Regions from separate parts of the Homo sapiens genome. Here region 2 is linked to region 1. A link is a contact called in ENCODE Hi-C or POLR2A ChIA-PET data. All regions are on one chromosome and are shown on one strand. The core of a region is the stretch at or near the end of the contact, and the rest is flanking DNA. Distances in the headings are between cores, read along the strand shown.

Region 1 (4,371 bases), core at 1,831-4,330:
ATGAAAGCATGTGAGCCCAGTATCTCCGCTCAGGTTTCTGAAAAGAACAGCCACTTTGAGTCAGATACAGGCACAGTCAGCTGCCTGGTGCAAGGCCCAGCTGGGCCACTGACCAGCTGTGTGGCCCTGGGCAGGTCACTTGCTCCCCTCTAGCCTCAGTTCCTCACTGTGAAGCGGGCGTGATGGCAGCCCCTTCCTCGTGGGGTGACAGGCAGAGGAATTGGGAACCGCGTGTGATGCACTCAACACTGCACCTGGCGCATGGTGGGAACTCGGCAGCTGTTATTGCTAATAGCAACATCACGTTTCTCCCCTCCCTGGGGAGGGAGGAGCCCTGGCCCCTCTCCTTCCAGTGGGGAGCAGGGTGCTCGTTAGGAAGGGGTGCAGGCAACAACAAGGTCACGTATGGCACTGGCCTCCATGCCTACCAGGCGGGCCAAGTGATGCCCCTATGAAGCCTGGCCACTTCCCCAGGCAGGGAGCCCAGGCTGTGGGGGCCTTGAGAGGCTCCTGCCCATTTGTGCAATGTTGGCTCCAAGAATTCCTGGATCCTCCACCCGAGGAGCATGCTGGCTGTCCCCTCGAGGTGCTAGGGGAGGGTTCTGGCACTGCCAGCAGCACCAGATTCCAGTGACTCGAGCATGTGCTTATTAGGATGCAGAGTGCTCTGGGGTGGGTGGGGTGCTTCCTGAGCCCCACCTGAGCTGCACTGCAGCGCCTCAGCCCCACCTCTTATCTTGCAAGAGCAGGAGCTTCGCCTCAGCCACAAGTAAAGGTAGAGAGGGAAATCAGTCTGCCCACACAGAAGTAGGAAGGCACCACAGCCACTGGGCAGGAGAGAGAGCCACAGTCCTCCAGAAGGCACTGAGGCGGTCAGAGGGGAAGGCAGACCCACCAGCTGGAGGCAGCCACGACCTGGCTGCACTGGTCAGCAAGGGCTGCTGCCCGAGGGCCCTGGGAGCCTTCGGCCACTGCTGCTCGCCCCTTAGACAGACCTGGCTGCTGCCGCCCCATCCTTTACCCTCATTGTGCAATTCCTATGGGTTCCAATCCCCACAGGAGCCCCGGAGTCAGAATTTACTGCACAATGCTCCTCCCTGCTGCTGGAGGCCACCCCCATGGCTCTGCTTCCACCTTGGGGGTATCCTTTATCTCAGACACCACAATGCCCTCCTCCCAGCAGGTGAAGAAGGCAGGCAGTGAGACGAGGAGAGCCCTTGAGCTTCTTTCCTGCAGGTAGCAGCTCAGTGGAGCCATTTGCCCTCAGGCAGTTTTTCTACAGAGAGCTTGGGAAGCCACCCCGCGGAGCATGCAAACAGCTCTGCCACCTGCACGCCCTGCCTGGGCACTGTCTCGCCCCTCCAGTGGGCAGGCTCCTCACCTGTGGATCTTTCACCATCTGCTGCTTCTAGAAAGCTCACTGGCTGTTACATTTACAGTACACCCATAGGCAGGAAGTATTCATAAAGGAAAAGGCAAAAGCTCAGAAGAAATGGCAAAAAGCTAGCCCTTCATAAAATAAACTCTGCCTCCGAGTCTTCTTTTTAAACACATGAAAACCAGCTAACAAGTTTCCTGGTTCCCCTGCGATGCTCTCATACCCTAAGGTGTGCAGGCCCATCAGTGTTAGGTACATCTTCCTGCTCAGCAACCGGCCTGGGTCCCTCTACACTGCCCAGCAACACCTGCTTGCTAGAGCCAGAAGAGGCCTCCCAAGAAGGCCTTCACCTTGTCCTATGTTGCACTGTGAGTTGAGCACTGAAGCCACTCTGGTGAGTCCCATTCCCACCCTGAATTCCAAACAAAAATGTCCATGCTCCCTTTGGCAATCCAGCAACAGCCCTCCCCTTGCCCAACCTTGCCTGCCTGGGGAGTGGAGTCCCCCCAGGAGGGCGGGGAATTCCTCGCATGCACAATGAGTATCTTGAAGGTTATCCAGGAAGAAGAGGTCTCCAAATTTCAGCAGGTAATGAAGCAGAAGCACCTCAGGGTGTACAACCAGGGTCTCGAGGACAGTGGCTGCACCAGTCTGGGACTTGCCAAGTCTGGTCAACTGCCTTTGAATCCTTCTGAAGACAAGTGAGCCAAGCTCTGGTGAACCTGACCAGTGACGTCTGTCATGCACTGTCCTTCAAAACTTTCACTGAATCTAGACAAGGTCCAACCATGGGAGTCCCGCAGCCAGGCCCAGTTCCTTGGGCAGGCTATAAACCCAAGGGCCCTGCTCAGAGTCTCCAACCCAAAGCGCTCCTGCCAGTTCCCTGAAGATGCCTACAAGAACATGAAGCCTCCGCACCAGGCATGGGCTGACCCGCTGCTCTCCTCCAGCTGTCTCTTCACATCTGATTAGAATCAGCCGTGTGAATAACACAGGAGGAATTAAGTTCTCTCTCGACTGAACCGGCTGCTCAAGTCTGTCACTAATCCAATTCCATTCTGAGGAGACGAACTTCCTTTTCTTTCTCTGGGGCAGATCTATGAGGCTTTATTGCTATCTGACTGTTCATCTTCACATCCCCCCTCTGATCCACTTGTTGGGTCCTGGCTTTTACTTCCTGCCCAACATCGAGACTCAGCCCCGGCAGGGTCCCTTTTCCCCTGCCCACTTGTCCATAAAACTGCCAGCTGTTTGTGACAGCCAGCAGGCTGTGAGACGGCAGGGGAGAACTTAGGAGAGTTCCATTCTGGCAGAGCTGGGCCTCCTTACGCTCCCCAAATTGTGTGTGGTGTGACAAAAACAGACACATCCACCCAATCTAAACAAGTTCAGATTCAGGAGACACATCTGTCTACTTAAAAAGACAGAAGAGGCTGGCTAAAAGAACCTGGTACCCAGCCGGCACTCTCTAACCCAGGCATGCAATCTGCATCTTCAACTGTTCCTCCTCACTGCTACCTGAGGATTTTGGGTGGCCCATTAGGGTACTTCTGAGAAATGGCCCCAGGGTCTGGAGAAAGCAAGCCTGGAAGGCACCTGTGACAAACATTCTCCTGCTGCCCTGCCAGCAGCAGACGGCTTCCAGCTACAAAGCCTCCGCCAGCATCGTTCCTGAGTGCCCCCTGCTGGAAAACCACAGCATGAGGCGCACGGCCAACTCTCCTTCCAGCTCTCCTCTAAAAGCCCTTTTGGGGGATCGTTTCCCAAAGTGATGGGAGGGTAACTAAATGTATTCCGGCACGGAGCCTGCAGCAGCAAGGCTGCTTGATTAAGAATGAATTACACTTTCATCAGCACAGACAGAAAATTGATTCACAAGGCTGCATTGTGATCATCTTGTTCCTAAAGCAAGGGAAGGTTGGGGGAGACACAGAGCTACTTTGGCTATCAGTGGTGAGAGAAAGGAAGCTGTACAATTAAGCTGGGGAACAAAACTAATCAGAGCACCAGGATTCCTTCAACTAGTCTCTGGGGGCCTTGCCTCAATCCACTCATCCCAGGGGAGGAGAAAAGAAGGTAGGAGGGGACCATCTCATTCATTTTAAACAATAAGACTCACAGTACTGAACCCATTTTAGATACTAACCTAATAACTCCAGGCGCTGGGTCTCTGCTTGTCCCATAAAAATGCAGTGGAATTGAAATGTGAGCCCTAAAATCATGTTACACTTCCTCTCCACTACTACATATTGAAAACGAAGGAGCGGGGGAGGGTGTAGACACAAAAGGACGTGCAGATCCTCTGGCACCGGATCCACAGGGAGAAAGCAGACTCAGAGCAGAAAGGTGACAGCTGAATCCAGCAGCAGCAAATTCCAAAAGAATCTTTGGTTTGGGGTGTGGGAAACCTTCCCCCTTCCAAATAAGCAAAGAGGAAGGGCCAGTAAAGGGGGATGGCTGTACTAAGTGGCCAGATCAAGCTTTTCTTTACTTTCTCTTTTTTTTTTTTTTTTTTTTTTTGAGACGGAGTCTCACTCCGTTGCCAGGCTGAACTGCAGTGGCGCGATCTCCGCTCACTGCAGCCTCTGCCTCCTGGGTTTAAGTGATTCTCCTGCCTCAGCCTCCTGAGTAGCTGGAACTACAGGCGCATGCCACCACGCCCAGCTAATTTTTGTATTTTTAGTAGAGACAGGGTTTCACCATGTTGGCCAGGATGGTCTCAATCTCTTGACTTCGTGATCCGCCTGCCTCGGCCTCCCAAAGTGCTGGGATTACAGGCATAAGCCACCGCGTCCGGCCCAGATCAAGCTTTTCTGCAGTCTGGCTAGGGACAGCTGCACCCAAATGCCATATGGTGATGTGCACAGTGGGAGCACTATCCACACACTTATCCTACACAGAGGTGGAACGAAAGGCCAAGTCCACCCCAATGAACAAATCCAATTTGTTATTAGCGACTTTATCTGCTCTCAAGAGAAATCTGCCACTGAATA
Region 2 (4,419 bases), core at 701-3,200, 110 kb before region 1:
GGGGAGCTTTGTTTGAGGTGTGGCTGCATACCCAGGCAGAGGCCAGATCAGGCAGCAGCTTATCTCCCTCTTCAAGGTTTTGAGATTGTGTCCTAGGAGTGCCTGTTGAAGGGAACTGAAAAATCCGATGGATTTAATACAGCAGGGGGAAGTGGGGTGCAGATTGCATCAGCTGGCAGGGCCCCCTTAAATTGATCTCTGTGTCCCCCACCCAGAGAAATGAAACCAGACCCTACACCCCTGCTGACGTCTCGCCACAACGTCTTCCAGAATGACGAGTTTGATGTGTTCAGCAGGGACTCAGTAGACCTGAGCCGGGTGCACAAGGGCAAGAGGTGAGTGCAGTGGGCCATGGGGTTCCGATACCCCAACTCTGGAAGTGCAGAGAGGACACAGGGAAACCAAGGGCTCCATCTTCGCAGAATTGGCCATGGAGTATCAGCACAGGGATCCCTTCACAACCCTAGACCTGTGCACCCCCAGTGGTTAGGAGCAGGTTCTCTACTGATCAGGCTTCAGGTTCTGACTCTGTGCAGGGAGGCTGTTAGTGAATCCCCCCTGTTGATAGCAAAAGGCCAGAAGGGCCAAAACTATCCCCCTCTTCCCTTCTTCTTACATCTTTTAATGTGTTAACCATCAAATCACTGGTGGACAGTGCTTCCCAGAAACCACTCTTTGACCTGATTTTCCCCAGGCTGTGAGAAAATTAAGGACTTTGAATGAGCTTTTCAGAAGGTGAACATATTCCACTTTAAGGCCTTTCTATTTATTTTTAGTTTATGTCCTTCCTACTTTTTTGGCATTGAAAATTCCGTTCATGATTTATCCATTTATTCAACAAATATTTGTCTAATACTTACAGCATTCTAGGCTCTGGATTAATTAGGTTCTGGGGATATAGTGGGGAGTGAAACAGACACGGCCCCTGCCCACGTGGAGTTTGCATTAATCAACTCATCAAACAAGCAACATCAAATTGCAGGTATAACAAATACTACAAGCTGGAGGTGCACAGAATTCTGAGCCTTTGGTAGGGCTTCACCCCAGTCAAGAAGGCTCCTCTGAGAACATGACATGGGACCGAGAGCTAAAGGGTGAGGAGGGGTCACTTCTGCAAAGGAGGGAAGGAGAAGCTTCCCAAGCAGAGCAACAGGGACAGTGGTCCCGAGGCCATAGTGAGCACAGCAAAGGGTCCCATGAACCGACAAAGCCAGCATATTTTATGTTTTGAAAAGATCAGGGCTGGGTGCAGCGGCTCATGCCTAGTCCCAGCACTTTGGGAGGCCAAGGCAGGTGGATCACTTGAGTCCAGGAGTTCGAGACCAGCCTGGGCAACATAGCGAAACCCCATATATACAAAAAATACAAAAATTAGCCGGGTGTGCTGGCACACGCCTATAGTTCCAGCTACTCTGGAGGCTGAGGCAGTAAGATCACTTAAGCCCAGGAGGTCAAGGCTGCAATGAGCTGTGATCGTGCCACTGTACTCCAGCCTGGGTGACACAGTAAGAACCTGTCTCAAGAAAAAAAAATAAGAGAGTTCACCCAGCGTTGGAATGATGACCCATCAGAGGGACAGAGAGTTGGATGTCATGGTAAAGAGTACAACATCCAAGTAGAGAACAGCAAAATAAGATGTATTCTAGTCCCCCAAAGTTCTGCATGGAATCTAGAAATCAGGGGACTTCTTTACAAGTACAGGCTGCTCTTTCACCATCACGTGAATGGGGACCGTGAGGTTCAGAGAGGGAGGAGACCAGCCAGCCTTGTTCCTGTGGTAGGAGCCCCAGTGGCGGAAATGCCAGCTGCTTCTTCAGTTAGGGCCCTGTGCTGTTACCCCTCCCTAGGGCTGTCCACTGCTAAAAGCTTGGCTGGCTGAGGGCTTGGGGAACTGGCGCAGGGCAACTACAAAGCCGTCTGGCTGGCTGGACAGGAAGCACTTGCAAACTGCTTAGTCATACACATTGCAACACCCCCAGATCCCAGGCCAAAGATGTTATCCTGGATCAGTGGCCGCTATTCCAGGCCAGCATGGCCCTCTGTAGCTCCAGCGGTGGGCAAGGGGCAGACAAGGGGTCCTCCAGGCTGGCGAGAAGCCTGGCCCCCTGCTCCAATCCAGGAAGCCTGATTGGTAAGTTCCCCACAGAGATTAGCCATCTCTGGATATGGCCTTTCACCTTGATCTGTGGTTTTGTCCAGGGCCCATGGTATTGTAAAGTCTCATCTCACCCCACCTAGGTCATAAGTCACCTACGAGCATTTGCCAAGGGGCTGGTCCCAGCTGTCAGGGTCAGCAGAGTGGCTGGCATTGAGGTGGCCAGGTTTCTGGAACACTGTGCCCTTGTTCCTGGGGCCCTCTGGGCTGGCACGCAGAGAGACTCACTGTGCTGGGTAGCCCAGGGGCTGCAGATTGCAAAGAGGCAAAGCCTCCATTCATGTGTTCATTATTTATTCATTCAGCAAATATTTATTAAGAGATTTAGTAGCACCAGATCCTATGCTAGACACCAGGGAAACAGGGTGAGCTGGATACCCGGCCTTGCCCTCAAATGATCATAAGAAAGACCATTAAACAAGTAAGGACAGAGTGGGAGGTGCTGGGGTGGGGTACACAGGAACTTCGGCAGGGACACATGTCCTAATCCCATGAGAAATTAGGTAGGACGCTGCAGATGGTAGTGGAGTTAAAATGTGTTCGTTGTTGAATCAGATAGGCTGTACTCAGTGCTTAAGTAGTAAGGAAATCTGTTCCCTTGCATGACAAGGCGGTGTAAGGTAGGGCCGTCTAGGCTTGGTTGACCTATCATCCAGAATGTATCTTTCCAGTCTCTTGGGGCCTCACTTCGTGGTCAGGCTACTTCCTTTGAGGCTGCAGAGGGGCTGCAGCTGTTTCTACTATGGCTTCCAGACATGACAGTGCCAGGAGATAGTCCAGACCAGGTCTTCCTGTGTCTCTCCTAGAGCCTAGGATACCTTTCCCAGAAGTCTCCAATACCCCTCATATCTCATCAGGAAAACCAACTCACAGGGTGCAGGCCTGGAGCTCCAGGGTGAAACGGAAAGGTAGAAAGACCTAAAGAAAATGTAGGGTCTGTTTGGAGAATGGGTGAGGTGCAGCATGGCTGTTGTGGAGACATCAATACATGTGCTACAGGTATATCATAGCCAGTGAAGGAGTCAGTGGGCAAGAGGCAGGGTCCCCTAATCCCTTTGGACCATTCCATGGTGCCCTGGAAGACAACATGTGTTCTAAAAATATCTGTGCCGGCTGGGCGTGGTGGCTGTAATCCCTGCACTTTGGGAGGCCAAGGTGGGTGGATCACCTGAGGTCAGGAGTTCAAAACCAACCTGGCCAACATGGTGAAACCCCATCTCTACTAAAAATACAAAAAACTAGCTGGGCATGGTGGCAGGCATCTGTAATCTCAGTTACTCGGGAGGCTGAGGCAGGAGAATCATTTGAACCTGGGAGGTGGAGGTTGCAGTGAGCCAGGATCACACCATTGCACGCCATCCTGGGCAACAAGAGTGAAACCCTGTCTCAAAAAATAATAATAATTAAAATTTTATTTTAAGTGTCTGTGCCCTTGGTCTGCCTTTTGGGGAGTCGCAGAGCACATTAAGGCTCTGAAAAGTCCTGTAGTAAAAGAAACAGGATTCACTTTGTTGAGCCCAGAAAGTGCTGGATCTGCTTCGACATGTCATTTCTTTCTCACATCAGCCCTGGGAAGTGGGTGCCAAGAGAAGGAACTGAGACTTAGCGAGGTTAAGGGACTTGCCTGTGGTCACACAGCCCAGGAAGTGGCAAAGCAGACCTGAATCAGGAGACCTGTGTCTGGCCCTGGCTTTGCTCTTAGTAGCTGTGTGACCTTAAGAGGGTTGCTCTGCCTCTCTGGATCCCCTGATTCTTCACCTGGAAAAGTAGGAGTCTGTTGCTTCCACAGGCTCTTTAGAAGTTCAAAGGCAGGAGTCACCCTGCTAAGGACCAGTTTGAATTGGGCCTTGAAGGACAGGCTTGAGGAGATGAGGAAGGGAAAGGTGGCGAGGTTTCAGGGGCACCTGCATATTCCCAGGGCTTGCTCCCATCTTGGAGGCTGAGGAAGCTACCTGCTCCAGAGGGTCTCTGCAGCCACCATTGCCTGTGTTTCCAGGCTTGACTGAAGTTCTGGCCTCTGATGCATCTTTTCCCAGCTGGCTTTGGTCCTGATTTTTCTTTTTCCTTTCTGGCTCCAAATGAGGTCTGGGGCCAAGGTTGCATCTCCCTGGACAAGCTGCCCAGGTGCCCGGGCTTCACTGTCCCTACCTGTGTCTTCTTCCAGGGCATAGCTAGGGTGGGTGGAGCTTGCCATGCTTCTCTGCCTGGCCCTGCCAGGGAGCCACATAACCAGAGGCCACACAGCATGAAAGAACTGCCCCACT

The links. A loop is a pair of places that touch in the nucleus more often than their neighbours do. ChIA-PET counts read pairs that join two places held with the same protein, here RNA polymerase II (POLR2A). Pooled maps may share reads with other maps.
Region 2: a pooled map shows a loop between it and region 1 (1.9-fold over the local background). The contact joins two enhancer-like sites. A Hi-C loop is called at or near these places in 1 of 168 maps with a recorded cell type or tissue (PC-9) and 1 of 50 pooled maps. POLR2A ChIA-PET finds 5 or more read pairs at or near these places in 5 of 52 experiments (PC-3, PC-9, WTC11 and 1 more).

Annotation. Positions count from the first base shown.
Region 1 is chr22:29,688,705-29,693,075 of GRCh38, reverse strand. The region is part of intron 15 of NF2 (NF2, moesin-ezrin-radixin like (MERLIN) tumor suppressor); the gene reads right to left. Among named protein-coding and RNA genes, the nearest start is that of CABP7-DT, 29 kb to the left of the region's middle. RefSeq lists enhancers at 1-604, 605-1,226, 1,227-1,847, 3,131-3,631, 3,851-4,350 and 1 more and a silencer at 3,047-3,278. Within about 2 kb of position 3,080, at least 4 of the 41 ENCODE cell types and tissues checked have a DNase peak (open chromatin) inside an H3K27ac peak, as active enhancers do.
Region 2 is chr22:29,796,907-29,801,325 of GRCh38, reverse strand. ASCC2 (activating signal cointegrator 1 complex subunit 2) reads left to right here. Exons shown (of 20, transcript NM_032204.5): 15 at 216-335. Among named protein-coding and RNA genes, the nearest start is that of UQCR10, 32 kb to the right of the region's middle. RefSeq lists enhancers at 1-744, 1,636-2,136, 2,137-2,637. Within about 2 kb of position 1,950, at least 31 of the 41 ENCODE cell types and tissues checked have a DNase peak (open chromatin) inside an H3K27ac peak, as active enhancers do.